Linked DNA regions of Mus musculus: all the other regions are linked to region 4. The links are chromatin contacts, found by POLR2A ChIA-PET in ENCODE. All regions are on one chromosome and are shown on one strand. The core of a region is the stretch at or near the end of the contact, and the rest is flanking DNA. Distances in the headings are between cores, read along the strand shown. Region 1 holds the start of Eef2 (eukaryotic translation elongation factor 2). Region 2 holds the start of Zbtb7a (zinc finger and BTB domain containing 7a). Region 3 overlaps Celf5 (CUGBP, Elav-like family member 5). Region 4 holds the start of Cactin (cactin, spliceosome C complex subunit).

Region 1 (3,523 bases), core at 363-2,862, 140 kb before region 4:
GTAAAATGTGTCCCTCGCTTTAACGGAGGAAGCTCGTAACAAGGTTTCTGGGGCGGGGGGTGGGGTGGGGTCGTCTGCACGAGTTGAACGCAGAAACAATGAGCATCTATTGTGTGCAGAAGGCTGCGCACCCAGGGTCAGGCGGGGACAGCCATGCTCACGGTCCTGCGATGCCTCCTGCTGGACACACGCGGCACTGTCAGCATCGAGGGCTCTCTTGAAAAACACACTTTCTCTTTGCTTTGTTCAGATAGTGGCTGGAGCCAAGGCTACGAGTTATGGGCTACTGAATGAAACCTTGTCTAAATGTGCAAAAATTTAGGAGACAAGTGACAAAATCCAAGAAAGGACAGGTTTGGCAATGTTTTGTTTTTGAAACAAGGTCTCCTGTAGCCCAGGATGTCATTAGAATTCACTGTGTAAGTTAAGGAAGGATGGCCTTGAATTCCTGATCTCCCTGCAGAGATCAGACCCTGCCTCCATCTGCCAAGTCCTGGAATGACAGCTGGCTGCCACCCGCCTAGCTCCACGTGCTGATCTATCTATCTTTTTTGTTGTTTTTTTGTTTTGTTTCGTTTTTTTTTTTTTTTTTTTTTTTTTTTTTTTTTTTTTTGAGACAGGGTTTCTCTGTGTAGCCCTGGCTGTCCTGGAACTCACTCTGTAGACCAGCCTGGCCTCGAACTCAGAAATTGGCCTGCCTCTGTCTCTGCTGGGATTAAAGGCATGCACCACCAACGCCCCGCCTTTTTGTTTGTTTTTAAGATAGGGTTTCTTGATTTAGCCTTGTCTGTCATGGAACTCACTCTGTAGACCAGGTTAGCCTTGAACAAAGATCTCCTGTCTTTGCCTTCTAAATGCTGGGATTAAAGGCGTGCACCACTACTGTCTGCCTTTTGTTTTGGTTTTATCATAATTGTTGCATTTTTGCCCGCAGGAGGATCAGGAATTCAAGGACAACCTCTACAGCCAACCCAGTTGAGGGCCAGCCTGTTCTATCGAGATCCTGTCTCCGGACAAAAAAAGTTTCATGAGAGCGTGGTGTGTTGGCACAGTCTTTTAGTCCGAGCACTGACGCAGTAGATTAAGGCAGATCTTCATGATTTGGTGCGGTCCTGGGCTGCATCCAAAGACCTTGTTTCCAAAACAAACAAACGAAAAAGTGTAATAAAAATACAAGCAAGGTTTTGCAGAAATAAATCTGTGGCCTCAAGGGTCCCTTTCTCCAGCTTTTCCCAGAGGTGTCAAATTACATAACAGTCTCAAACCCAGGAAATTGAACTTTGGCACAACCCACTGACCGGTCCGAATTTCAAAGTCTTTTTCCTATTGACCTACAAGGTTTTCAAGAATCATGTTGTAAGCAACTGTGTTCTGAGGAATCTATGTTTAAAAACCCATCCGTGGATCTTGGCCCAGGGTCCAGAGACTGAGCTAGCCACGCCCCGGCCGCGCCGCAGCCACTCCCACGGCAGTTCAAGTGTTAAGTCCCAAAGACCGCGCTCTGTGCATGCGCAGACCCGTCCACAGCTGGCTCCTAGCCAACCCGGCCGGACGAGCACCCGGCGCCGTCACGTGACGCACCCAACCGGCGTCGACCTATAAAAGGCCGGGCGTTGACGTCAGCGGTCTCTTCCGCCGCAGCCGCCGCCATCGTCGGCGCGCTTCCCTGTTCACCTCTGACTCTGAGAATCCGTCGCCATCCGCCACCATGGTGAGTCTCCTCGGCTCCGCTAGACTCGGGGACCGAGACGAATCTCTGGGGCAGCGGGACGTGGCTGTAGCGGGACGCTGAGAGGGACGGGAGGAAGAGACATGGCTGCCCTGGCCCGGGCGGCAGGACGTGGTCGGGCCGCGGCGCCATATCTGCGCGTCCCTGAGGGCCTTGGGAGTGTCAACTGCCGAGGTCGGGGTGTTTTCTTGAAGTCCTTCAACTCCCCGCGGCCGCCGGGGTGACTGCGGGAGGGGTTGTGCTTGGTGATGTGGCAGCGGGCAAAGCGCCGTCCCCGCGCCCCTGGTGACGGGCGGAGGGTGTCCTCGGGAGGTGACAGCCTGTAGGGCTGGCTTCCTTGGACACCTCCAGTGGGCTGAACGCCTTCCGGGCCCTTTCCGGTAGCCCCCGTCTCTGTTTTCTATCTGAGTTCACACGTGAGCACCGGTCCCCATAATCTAAGAAAGTGGCTCACTGGGCCTAGTGGCGCATTGTGGCCTTTGATCCGGGCTTTGACCTTGGCGCACAGCACCCAGTGGTTTGGGGAAGAGGTGTGTGTAGCAGAGGAGGTTTTTTCGTGCTTTGGTCCCAATCAATCCGGCATCTTTGCAGTGCCGAGGTGGCCGTGCACCTTGGCTTTGAATTCTTGTGCTGAGGTTATGTGACTTGAGCCTCAAGATAGGGTCTTCTAGCACAGGCTTGCTCTTAAGTGTCGCAGTTGTCGGTTTCGGCGTTTGTTTAGAGCTGTGGACACATCTGTGAACTTTTGATGCTTATTTCAGAGGTCCTGGGTTGTACGTTTGAGTCACACTGTGAGCTCAGCTCCAATCTTGGGCCGACATCTGGTTCCTGCCCCTGCTGTGGGGTGCTATTGACCCACCGATGCCTGCCAAGTTGGGTTCCCAGAATCAGCCTGGCTGCCCATCCCCCCACCACAGGTGAACTTCACAGTAGATCAGATCCGTGCCATCATGGACAAGAAAGCCAACATCCGGAACATGTCAGTCATCGCCCATGTGGACCACGGCAAGTCCACGCTGACCGACTCCCTTGTGTGCAAGGCTGGCATCATTGCCTCTGCCCGAGCTGGGGAGACGCGCTTCACTGACACTCGCAAGGATGAGCAGGAGCGCTGCATCACAATCAAATCCACGTGAGTGAGGGGACAGCCCCGAGGGGTTGTGCTCTGGGTGTCACTCGGGTGTGTTTGCTGCCAGTGGACAAATAGTGGCGTGTTTAGGGTCCTCTCTGTGACATGCTTGTGTGTGCTGCCTAGCCTGCCTTGGTCAGATGCTGAATGGACTGTTGACCTCTTCCTCTCCGTAGCGCCATCTCCCTCTTCTACGAGCTCTCTGAGAACGACCTGAACTTCATTAAGCAGAGCAAGGATGGCTCGGGCTTCCTCATCAACCTCATCGACTCTCCAGGCCATGTGGACTTCTCTTCAGAGGTGACAGCTGCCTTGCGTGTCACCGATGGAGCTCTGGTGGTGGTGGACTGTGTGTCTGGTAAGCCTTGGGTGGGAGCTGTAACAGACAGTTGCTGGTGTTTTCATGGCCCAGTACCACATTTTTGGGGGTGTAAATTGAAATCATATTCATTTTAAGGCAAGGATGAATTCTGCTCTAATTTGAAATTGTATGTGCCAGTCCCCATGTCAGGGCAGGGAGATTGTGAAGTCCACCTAAGTGTGGGGCCAGTTTCCTATAATTTCAGTGCTCTGAGGCAGAGGTGCATGGGTCTCTGGAGGTGGGAGGGGCTGAGTGGCATAGGGCCTGGTACACTGGACACACTTGGAGATTTAGCGCCTGGGCA
Region 2 (3,228 bases), core at 474-2,973, 180 kb before region 4:
GCAAGTTATTATACAAAAAGCCAGATGTATTTGGGTGTTGATGGGTACATTTATTTATTTTTATTTGAGACAGGGTGTCACTGTAGCTCTAACGGCCCTAGAAATCGCTGTGTAGTCTGGCTAGCCTCGAACTCACAGAGATCCACCTGCCTCCTGAGTGCTGGGTGTGCTGCCACGCCCGATTGAACCGTACTTTTAATTCGGTTTATAAAAATGTGTTGGTAAATGCGGGGAGGGGGTCGATGCTTTGATGTAAAAGAACAAAAGAAAAACAAAACTAACATACCGGGCTCCCTTCGACCTGGGGCAGTTTGTAAATATTATCAACAACAGAAATAACAATGAATGAAAAATAACTAAATTAAGGACCGGGCATTTGGAGGCTGACATCTCATATTGTGACAGACACACTTAAAGCTAAAGCAAGGATGGCCAGTCTCCATACGAAGGGGAACTGAAGGGGAAACTGAGGCCAGGCGCTGGTTCTAACTCCCCGCTCCGCCCCCTCCCCAGAGCCAGATCCACAGTCAGGTCGTCTGGTGGCTGTGGCGTGCTGGAACCCGAACCCAGCAGGCCTGGTGAACCGGGATGTCGCCTGTCCCCTCCTCTGCCTTCCCCTCCCTCTCCAGACCTCTCCCACGACCAGAGAGGAAGTGGGAGAGAAAAGGACAAGGGGGTGAAAAAAAAAGAAAGAAAGAAAGAAAGAAAACAGAAAACGCAGGGTTGGATTCGCACTTTCCTACTTCCCACCTCTGTCCTGCGGAGCTGTGCGGCGCCCCTGCGAGGGTCCGGGTCCACGCCCCACACCAGCCGGGCCAGCCAGCCGGCTGCGGGGAAAATTACAAGGCCTGGAAAACAACCGTCCTTCCCCGCCCCTCGCCAACCCCTTCCCCGCGCTACGCCCCTGGCACAGCCGGGTGGAGGCGACTGTTTTATGTAATCGCGGGGCGGCAGGTTTGCTGGCTGGCTGCACCGGTGAGGGCGGGACCCCCGAGCTCAGCTGACATTTCGCGGCCCTGCAAGTCTTCCCCTGGGGGGTCCCTGGTATGGCTTTGGTAATTTAAGGCGCAGATGGGGGCGGGGGTGGACGGAGACCCGACACTCTAAAGCAACCTAGCTGTACTTGCAAACTCTGGGTTCCTCGCAGTTTGAGTAAACTGAGGTTTATGTGGGGGTTAGGGGACCTGGAGCTCAAATGCAGACTCTGATCTTTTTTCTTCCTTTCCTGGGTTCTTTGCACTACTTGGGTAAACTGAGGCCAAGGATGACAGGAGCGCCGATGCAACCTCGCCGACCTTGCAACAGACCTTTTCTTCTCCTTTCGATTCCTTGCATTATTTGGGGAAACTGAGGCTCAGAGAAGGGAGATGCGGTACCATGGCAGCGCCCTGGTGGCCTTGGAGAGAGGTGTGAGGCAAGGGACCGTCACTTCCTCGCCTTCATCTCAGCTCCTTGGGCCAGAGGGCCCCTTACGCCCCGGCACCCAGTCCTCCGGGTGCGCACCGCACTCCCGCCCCCATTGCCAACCCGGTCCCGCCCCGCCCCGGGCTTCGGGGGCACAGCCCGCGCCCCCTGAACCCCGCCCTGCGCGCACAGGCCGGGGCTGTTTATCTGCGGCCCCCACCCCCTGAACCCGAGGGGCCCCTCTTGCCCGCCCCCAGCACCCTGGGGTGCTCCGGGCCGTAGATAAGCCAGCAGGCTGGCACGGCGCCGCGCACGGGGCGGAGAGGTCACGGGCTTGCCAGGGGAGGGGCCGATGGGTCGGGGCTGCGCCCCCCGCCCGCCCGGCACCCCCAAATCCCTAATCGCAGCCCGATCTGCTCTCGCGGCGCAGCCCCGCGGGACGTGGCAAGAGCCGACCTGCAGAGCCTGTTCTGGCCGCGGTGGCCGGGGGGGCGGGCTGGGCGTGGGGGTGCCGGCGCTGCGGCACCTTTAAGACGAGGGAGGACCCCTCTTGCCCTCGGACAAACCAGGAAGGGAGTCGCGAGCATCATACGGGGCTTTGCGTACTGTACGGCTACTGTAGGGGCAGTGACGCCGCCGCCCGCCCGAGCGAGGTCCGCGCCGCGGGCTGCCCCGATCGCGCGTCCTCCGGGCTCGGGTCCCCGCGAGGTAAGCTGCCCGGGCTGAAGGGGACTCCTCTCCCGGAGAGGTGGGTTTTGTTTTTCTTTTTTTTTTCCTTTCTTTCCTTTTTAATTTCCTTGCAGGGTGGGGACGCGGCCGGGGGCGCAGTGCGCACCCCGAGAGCCCGTACGGAGCGGAACGGACTGGATGGGGGATCTGGGGCGCCTCCGTAGCTCAGGGGTTCTGGAGACCAAGATTGCCCGGCCAGAGCCGAAGAGGAGTCGGGAGGCGGGGGGGCTCCGCCCGGGTCCCTCCGGGGCGAAGGGCACAAGCCCGCTCCCGATCCCTCCTCCCTACTCGGGCGGCACGGCCTCAGGGTTCCCGGCGCGCGGCCCGCGGGGGAGGGGAGCCGGGCCTCACCGAAGGCGAAGGTGGGGGCTGAGGGGTGCGTCGCGTGCTAAGTTTGCAATAGGGCCCGGGGCGCGCCGCTCCCCTTTCCGAGTGGTAGTGGGCAAGCGGGGGGCGGGGAAGGCCTATCCGGGATTGCGCGCAGACGTTGGAGTTGGCCAGGATGGAGCGCCTTGGCGGAGGGGGGGAGGGGGCTGACAAAACAGGGAGGGGGGCTTTGCAAAAAAAAAAAAAAAAAAAAAAAAAAAAAAAAAAAAAGGCCCGAGAGAGGCGGAGGGAAGGGGTGAGGGGTGGAGTGTCTGGGAGGCGGGCGCGTCGTCGCGGTTCTCCTGGGCTCTGTAGTTCTTTCGCTTATCTTCAGTGCTTGTTGTTTTGGAAGGTGGCCTTGGAGAATAAACTACAAATCCCAGAGTGCCTCGCGATAGCGGCGGGTCAGGGAGGGGCGTTGCGGAGGAGGGGCGGTGAGTGGCAGACCTGAGGGCCAATGGATACTAGAAATCGTCCGGCGCGGCGCTGCATGGGGGTGGAGCCTGCGTTTGGGCGGGGCCTGCGTGCAGGGGCGGGGTTTATGCAGAAGAGGCGGAGCTTCCGCGGCTCCCTCGCCCGGGGCCGGTGGCGGTCCCGGCTTCCGGCTGCCGCCCCTCCCCTCCTGTTGTGTAACCGTTCTTAGCCCCCCCCCTCCCGTTCGATATTTTAATTTTTCCCCCTTCCCTTTAGTTCCGGACGCTCAGGGAGGAGGAGAAAGGTTCCTCCGCA
Region 3 (3,414 bases), core at 458-2,957, 140 kb after region 4:
TCAGTCCCAAGTGCCTTGTCCACCCAGCCATCAGCCACCAGCTCACCACAGACCAAACCCAGATAGCCTCTTTGTCCCGGCTGGAACCCCACAAGCCAGAGCCTCCCTGATGACTCCCAAAGCCGCACATGCTCTGCTGCCAGCCTCCTCCTGCAGGCTATGTACTGGAGTCAGGTGAATGGGGTGAATTGGTGGGAGCCCTGGGTGTGGCTCAGCAGTGGCTCATGGCCCTTGCGCTGGTCTAAGAAACACCTGACACTTAAAAGAAGCCTGGAGGCCGTTGGAGGCGCACACCTATCATCTCAGCATTTGGGAAGGCCAGGCAGGAGGGTTGCTGTGTTTATAAGCCCAGTGTAAGCTACATAGTGAGACCTCATAAATAAATAAATAAATGCCCAGAAAGAGAGGAAAGGTAAGAATTCATTGCCATGAGGGAGCCAGGCCTGTCGCTGCAAGGTACAGATGTTGTCTGTTTCTCTGTCTATATAGTTAATTTTAGGGGCGCGTGTGGAGGGCAGAGGACATGGGATTTATCTTGCTTGGTGGCAGGCACCTTTACCCATCTTCCTGTCCTGAATTTGAAGGGGGACCTAGAAGGGGCCTGCATGGCCAAGTGTCACTGATGTCATCTGTGGTTAGCTTTCAGATCTTGGCTGTCAAGAGACAAGCACATCCTGCTGGTGGCCTCGGGCACAAAGTGTCCAAGAGACACAGTGCAGCCTCGTGTGGGACAATCCAGGGGCACCAGCTAACCTCAAAGTCCAAGGGCTCGGCTGTGAACCCATCCCCTGCACCCTGGAGTGTGAGCCCCCATCACAGGTGAGGGCAGCTTTGCCACAAGGGTGGCCTGAGGCTCCCCCTTCCACCTCTCCCCAGGCCTTCCTGGTCCATAGGTAGGTAAAAGTAGGACTTCCCGGAAGGCCCACACACCAGGAACTTCTCAATGTCTCTGTCTACACAGGTGGGGCCAGAACACCTGAGCTCCAGATGGGAAAACTGAGGCAGGTCGTTAAGTACTCTCTGATCACCGTGCCCAGTCAGAAGAGGATGTGAGTGGCCTTGGGTCGCAGGATTCCGGACTCCTGCTTCCTCCCGCATGCCCTCCACAGCCTCACTTTACTGGGAAGGCCTCAGTTTACCCAAGATACCTCCTCGGACTCCGGACTCCTGCTTTCTCCCGCATGCCCTCCACAGGCTTGGCTTCACTGGGAAGGCCTCAGTTTACCCAAGAAGCCTTCTCGCACAAACGCGCACCAAAAAGGGGGTTTCCTCGCTTGTCCATTGGGGGGTGGGAACCTCAAGGGCCGCCGTTCCATGGAGGGGCGAGGTCAGCAGTGCAGTTGAGGGTGGGGCTGGCAGGGGTCGCCTCACCTTCGCGCTGCTGCTGCAGGAGGTGCGGAGGCTGCGGAACGCTGTGTGCCACGGGCGCGATGGCCGCGGTGGGATACATGGCTGCGGAGAGCAGAGGCCATACTGAGCCACAGGACCAGAGCAGAGGGCGAGGCCAGACCGAGGGGAGGCGGGGCTAGGACTGAGGGGCGGTGCCGGTGCCGGTGCTGAGGACCAGACCCGGGCCAAGGGGTGCGGCTAGGCTGTGGCATCACCGAGTGGTTGGACCGACCAGGGCAGAGGGCGAGGACAGAGCCATGGGGCGAGGCCTCGGCTGGGCTGCGACAGGATGGGGCGGGGCTGTGGCTGAGGGGCGGTGCCTAGGGGGTGGGGCCCGGCTGGGACTTGCGCTGAGTGGCAGGACCAGTACCAAGGGCGGGACCGAGGAGTGGGATAAGGGCTGAAGGATGGCGACAAGGGGCAGAACCCGGGCCTAGGGCCAGGTTTGGGTGGGTCGAGGGGCAGTGATGGAGCTGAAAGTGGGGTGGGACCAGGGCCAGAGAGGTAAGGCCAGGGCTGAGGGGATGAAGGCAGAAACGCAGGAGGGACTGGGTAGGGCCAGAGCTGGAAGCGGGGCACAGCCAGGACGGGGACTGAGACAGGCAAAGAGGGCCAGAGTTGAGGATGTATTGAGGGGCAAGGCTAAGACAGGTGCATCAGGGCAGGTGACTTGGTCAGATGACGGTAGAGTGGGTGGGGCCATAGCTTGAGGGGCAGGTCCGTGGCTAAGGGGTAGACCGGGACTGTTGCTCCACGTCTCTGCCTTCCTCCATGCCTTTGCCCTTCATTCTGGTTCCCCATAAGCTGTGGCCCTGGCCCTGCTCCTTGTGCCACGAGCCTACTCCTCAGGTCCTAACTCTACCCCTTATGCCCTAATCCTGCTCCTCAGCTGTCCCTACCCTTTTCTATTCCCACCACCACTCTGGCTGTACCTTGTCCCCAGACCCTGGTCTTGACCAGTTCCAACCGTGTCCCTTGCCCCGCCCAGTCCCCGACCCACCTCTCAACCCTAACCCCGCCCCACCATTCAGCCACTGCCCTACCTCTCTGGCCCTGGACACACCCTTGAGCCCTAGTCCCACCCTCCATTCCTCAGCCCTGCCTCACCCCACAGGGAGCAGGGCCATTGGAGGGTAGAACCACTTTTGGCCAAGAGGTGGGGCCAAAGTGGAGCATGGGGTTCTGAGTGGAGCTGGGGCATAGTGGAGGGAAGGGCTATGAATTGAGGGCTGGGATAGGGGCGTGGCCACAGCAGGAAGGGTGTAAGAGTGGAGCTCCACAGGGGTCTGAAGGGCAAGGTTGGAACCAGGTCTAATGAATCAACTTAGTTGAGCAGGGCTCTGCCTTTAGGGTGGGTATAAGGGCTCATGGGCAAGGCACTGAGTGGGTGCGTGCCTCAAGAGGTGGGGTTAGATTCACAAAGTTAGGTGGGGCAGAGCTACATAAGGTACACAGCCAGAGGCAGCCCTGGCTTTGGAGGGACCTGGGGATGAGACGTGGGGAGCCCCAGACTTAAGGGACTGTACATTCCTTAGGGGTCTTGTGGAGGATGGGACGTGTGCAGATGGATGAGACCTGAGGTGAGTGGTCAGGACAGGGCTGCCTCTACCTGTGTACTGCTGGACTCCGGAGAAGGCAGGATGGAGGGTCTCTGCCACAGTGGGGCTCTGAGCTGCAGGGCAGAGGAGGAACTGAGCGCTGACATCCACAAACACCCAGCTTCCCTTCTGTGTTAACCCCCACAGGCAAGCCAAGGAAACTGCATCTCTGATGTAGGTTAACTTGCCAGCGACACACACACCCATAGCAAACAACAGAAGTCAAGTGAAGCCGTGTGACCATCACCCCTCAGCCTCCTACCTTGTCCCCCTCAGCACCCAGGAAAACCCCCCACCTGAGGGTCATCTGCCATACCCCACTCCCTGCCCAGACTCCCTCATCCAGCCTGTGGGGACCCCTGAGTGTTTTAGGGTCCACCCAGTTCCTGGTTTGGGCCATTAGCACTCAAGGCTGGCAGCTCAGGCC
Region 4 (3,464 bases), core at 370-2,869:
GGTGTGTGAACTGTACTGTAAGGCCTGGGGGCTCCTCCAAGGCTGAAGAGGTGCCCTCTCCGGCCCACTTCTGTTCTCCTCAAGCCATCCCAGCAAGTCCCCTGTCCAGCCCCACATCAACCTCAGTGCAATATGCCCTCCCCGTGGGGTCCCTTGGCACGGTACTGTCTGCAGCCCCTTGTCTCTCACCCCTAGCTCCACTCTCCGGTGGTTAAAAATCGCATCGCACATCCTCCCCCCAATCCTGTTTTTATTGTTGAATCCATTCTGTAAACTACAAACCTCGTGTGTCTTACTCATCAGGACTTGGGATCCCTCGTCCTCAGCCTATGTGGTCTGGTGTTTGACAATCCAAGCACAGTGTCCTCTTGGCACCAACCAGAGGGGCCTGTCCCTCCAGCGCAGCCGGCAAATGTATGCAGTCCAGGTCCCCGCCCCACCTGTCACAGCCCCTCTTTTTGAGATCTGTAATAAATCTCTAATAAGAAACAGCTCCTCTCCGGTGACTTATGCGTGCGTGCGATGGGAGAGCAGGCGAAGGGTGGGCACCACGTGTTTTGTCTCCCCCGCTCTAAACCCTCCCTGGATCCCACATGATGAATCCCAATTCGCAGATGACTTCCTTTCTCCAAGCCTAAACTTCCCTATCCATAGATTAGCCACAAGTTGAGCGCAGTACGCAAGCTGGCGGGCGTAGTAGTACTCAGACTCGTCCTGGAGTCAGCCAGAGACTGTCTGTTCATGTCCTGTTGTTTTATTAGCTCGGAACCGGTTGCTACAAGGCTACCCTAGAAACCGAGGACTCCCGCGAGCGCTTGGGTCTCCGGGTTTCAATTTTTAGAAGTACACCGGGCCCTGCAGGTTTAAGTTCCGCCCACTCTAGCCACGCCCCTTTGACGTCCTTTTCCAAGCCCAGCAAGACCCCTAAGCGCAGTTTCTGGGTTCATTGGCCCCGCCCTCAGATCCAATGTGTCCATCTCGCCCCCAAGGTCCCGCCCACCGCCGCTCTACTTCCTCCCACTCCTCAGTCGGCCACTCTCGACTACATATCCTGCCCGTACCCATTCACAGTTCGTAGTTACAGATGTCAATCTTGCCTCAATCAGCCCCTCTTCCACCCTCTCAAATCCTGATATGCACTCCTCCGCCCATTGGTCTACGCCTGTCAATCTAGTTTACCAGACCCCGCCCACCCCGGCTCCCGTAACCGCCATTCTTGCGTTCCTTCTCAGGCCACGCCCAGCGCAGGTCCCCGGCCGGGTCTCCCGATCTACAGTTGTCGATCTCCGTAAGCCCCGCCTAACCCAGCCCTATTCTTTCCCCATAAGCTCCTCTACTAGGCTCCGCCCCTAGGGCACTGCCCATGCAAGTGCAGGCTCCGCCCACTAGGCGCCTCTTCCGCCCTGGAACAACCGCCTCGTAGCTCCGCCTCCCTAAGCACGCTACTCGCCGGTCACCTAGGGCGCGAGGGAGGGCCCACCTAGGTCAGTCTCCTTCACTGCATGAATGGAGCGTCAATCCGCTAGTTCTAACGGCGTCCCGTTAGGAATCTACTATGTGTTCCCAGCTTGAGAACTCCGGAGAAATCTCGGGTTATGTTGTCCCTGGAGTCCCGGTTAGAGGGAGTAAGTCATTCCCTGTGATCAGGCGCACTTTGGACAGTCCTTAGAGCGCCGCGCCAAAGGAAAGCCCCCGGCGCCAAGCTTCCTGGTTGTTTACGCGCGCGCATGCGCGGCGCGGGCCGCCAAATGGGTCGGGACTCTCGCTCGCGCTCACGGTCTGTGGGTCGCAGGGGTCGGAAGCAGCGGAGTCGAAGCCGGGGCCGGAGCCGCAGCCGGAGTCGGAGTCGGAGTCGGAGTCGGAGTCGGAGCCGGAGCCGGAGCCGGAGCCATGGGCGGAGCAGCCGAAGGCGACGGGAACACGAGCGGCGGCGCGAACGCAAGCGGCGCAGCCGAGGGCGCAGGTGAGCGTCCTGGGGGCTGCTCGGGCCTGGGAGCCGAGGGACAGGCGGGGCAGTATCCGAGATGCCGGGCTGCGCCGGGGCAAAGGAGACTTCCGGGGACCGCGGGCCATGAGCATAGGGGACCGAATGACTCCACTCGCCACCTCTGCATTCATAGACATTGTCTTGTCCCGGGCTGGCCTCCTGCGTCAGCCTCTGGAATGCTCGGGATTACAAGCCATTGCCTCACAGTTAAGGTTTTTTGCATTTCCTCATAGTTAATTCTGCTCAGTTGACAGCCCTTCTTCTCAACTGGCAGTACTTCTAACAAGTTGACCAAAGCCTAATCAGGACACCGTTCATACAGCACTGGAGATACAAGCCCGAACAGCCACATCTATCTTTTACTGTGGGTACTGGGGATTCGAACTCATGTCCTCAAAATACTACCTGGTGGTATTCCTCTTTCGTGGTTCCTGGGCTGTCAGAGAGTCCATCTATTGGGCCTCTCGTCTGTCATTTCTCATCCCTTCTACCTGTCATCTCAGCAGGACTTGACGGCACTGTACACACCAGTAACCCCAACACTTAGGAGACAGATAAGAACCAGCCTGGCTGTAGAGGGAGTTCCCACCTGATAGCATTGTAGATGTCATATTTAAAATAAAACAAGCACTCAGAAAGCAGAGACAGGAGGGTCTCTGAGTTCCAGGACAGCCAGGGCTACACAGAGAAGCCAGCCCTGTCTCGAAAAAAATCAAAAATTAAAAGAAAATAAAAACTACATAAAAAAGAACTACTCCCTCACTTTTAACCTTCATTTCTCTTGCTGTATTGTCTGTTATGGCCCTGGGACTTGTGTAGCTCTACTATGAAGGACAGCCTAGCTCATGTGGGGAGCAATGTGATTTACAGGCCGGTGAGGCTAGAATTCTAGGCAAGTACCTCAGCACCTAGGATGGTGCCCAGCAGCAGCCAGCATTGAACAGGTCTTGATGTGTCCTTCCCACAGGTCAGATTCGGAAGGAGAGCAGCGGCAGAAGTCTAGGAGGCGAAGCCAGAGCCTTCGACCACCCCGATGGCACTCACAGAACCAGTCCTCATGCTCTGACTCGGGTGAGGAGCGGGCTCAGGGCTCCTGGGCCCGTAAGGGTCACAGGCGCTCGTGGTCCCCGGGGTCATCAGCGTCTAGCTTGGACTCCCCAAGACGCTCCCGGAGTCCCGGGACAGCTACCCTGGCCCTGAGCCAGCAGCAGAGCCTGCAGGAACGGCTGCGGCTTCGTGAGGAGCGGAAGCAGCAAGAAGAGCTGCTCAAGGCCTTCGAGACGCCTGAGGAGAAGCGTGCGCGGCGACTGGCCAAGAAGGAAGCTAAGGAACGCAAGAAGCGGGAGAAGATGGGCTGGGGTGAGGAGTACATGGGCTACACCAACACCGACAACCCCTTTGGAGACAACAACCTGCTCGGCACCTTCATCTGGAACAAGGCCTTGGAGAAGAAGGGCATCAGCCACCTGGAGGAGAA

The links. ChIA-PET counts read pairs that join two places held with the same protein, here RNA polymerase II (POLR2A).
Region 1: POLR2A ChIA-PET joins it to region 4 with 18 read pairs in embryonic stem cell. The contact joins the promoter of Eef2 here to the promoter of Cactin in region 4. POLR2A ChIA-PET finds 5 or more read pairs at or near these places in 3 of 5 experiments (Patski and embryonic stem cell).
Region 2: POLR2A ChIA-PET joins it to region 4 with 10 read pairs in embryonic stem cell. The contact joins the promoter of Zbtb7a here to the promoter of Cactin in region 4. POLR2A ChIA-PET finds 5 or more read pairs at or near these places in 2 of 5 experiments (Patski and embryonic stem cell).
Region 3: POLR2A ChIA-PET joins it to region 4 with 13 read pairs in embryonic stem cell. The contact joins the enhancer-like site here to the promoter of Cactin in region 4. POLR2A ChIA-PET finds 5 or more read pairs at or near these places in 3 of 5 experiments (Patski and embryonic stem cell).

The regions. Positions count from the first base shown.
Region 1 is chr10:81,175,019-81,178,541 of GRCm38, forward strand. It overlaps Eef2 (eukaryotic translation elongation factor 2), which reads left to right and starts at 1,613. Exons shown (of 14, transcript NM_007907.2): 1 at 1,613-1,711; 2 at 2,647-2,861; 3 at 3,035-3,216. The coding sequence starts at 1,709.
Region 2 is chr10:81,134,548-81,137,775 of GRCm38, forward strand. Zbtb7a (zinc finger and BTB domain containing 7a) reads left to right here and starts at 1,724. Exons shown (of 3, transcript NM_010731.3): 1 at 1,724-2,152.
Region 3 is chr10:81,462,969-81,466,382 of GRCm38, forward strand. Celf5 (CUGBP, Elav-like family member 5) reads right to left here. Exons shown (of 12, transcript NM_001374703.1): 9 at 2,999-3,061; 10 at 1,372-1,452. Among named protein-coding and RNA genes, the nearest start is that of Celf5, 18 kb to the right of the region's middle. Within about 2 kb of position 1,708, at least 1 of the 3 ENCODE cell types and tissues checked has a DNase peak (open chromatin) inside an H3K27ac peak, as active enhancers do.
Region 4 is chr10:81,319,484-81,322,947 of GRCm38, forward strand. Cactin (cactin, spliceosome C complex subunit) reads left to right here and starts at 1,620. Exons shown (of 9, transcript NM_027381.2): 1 at 1,620-1,963; 2 at 2,955-3,464. The coding sequence starts at 1,728. Pip5k1c (phosphatidylinositol-4-phosphate 5-kinase, type 1 gamma) reads left to right here. Exons shown (of 18, transcript NM_008844.3): 18 at 1-491.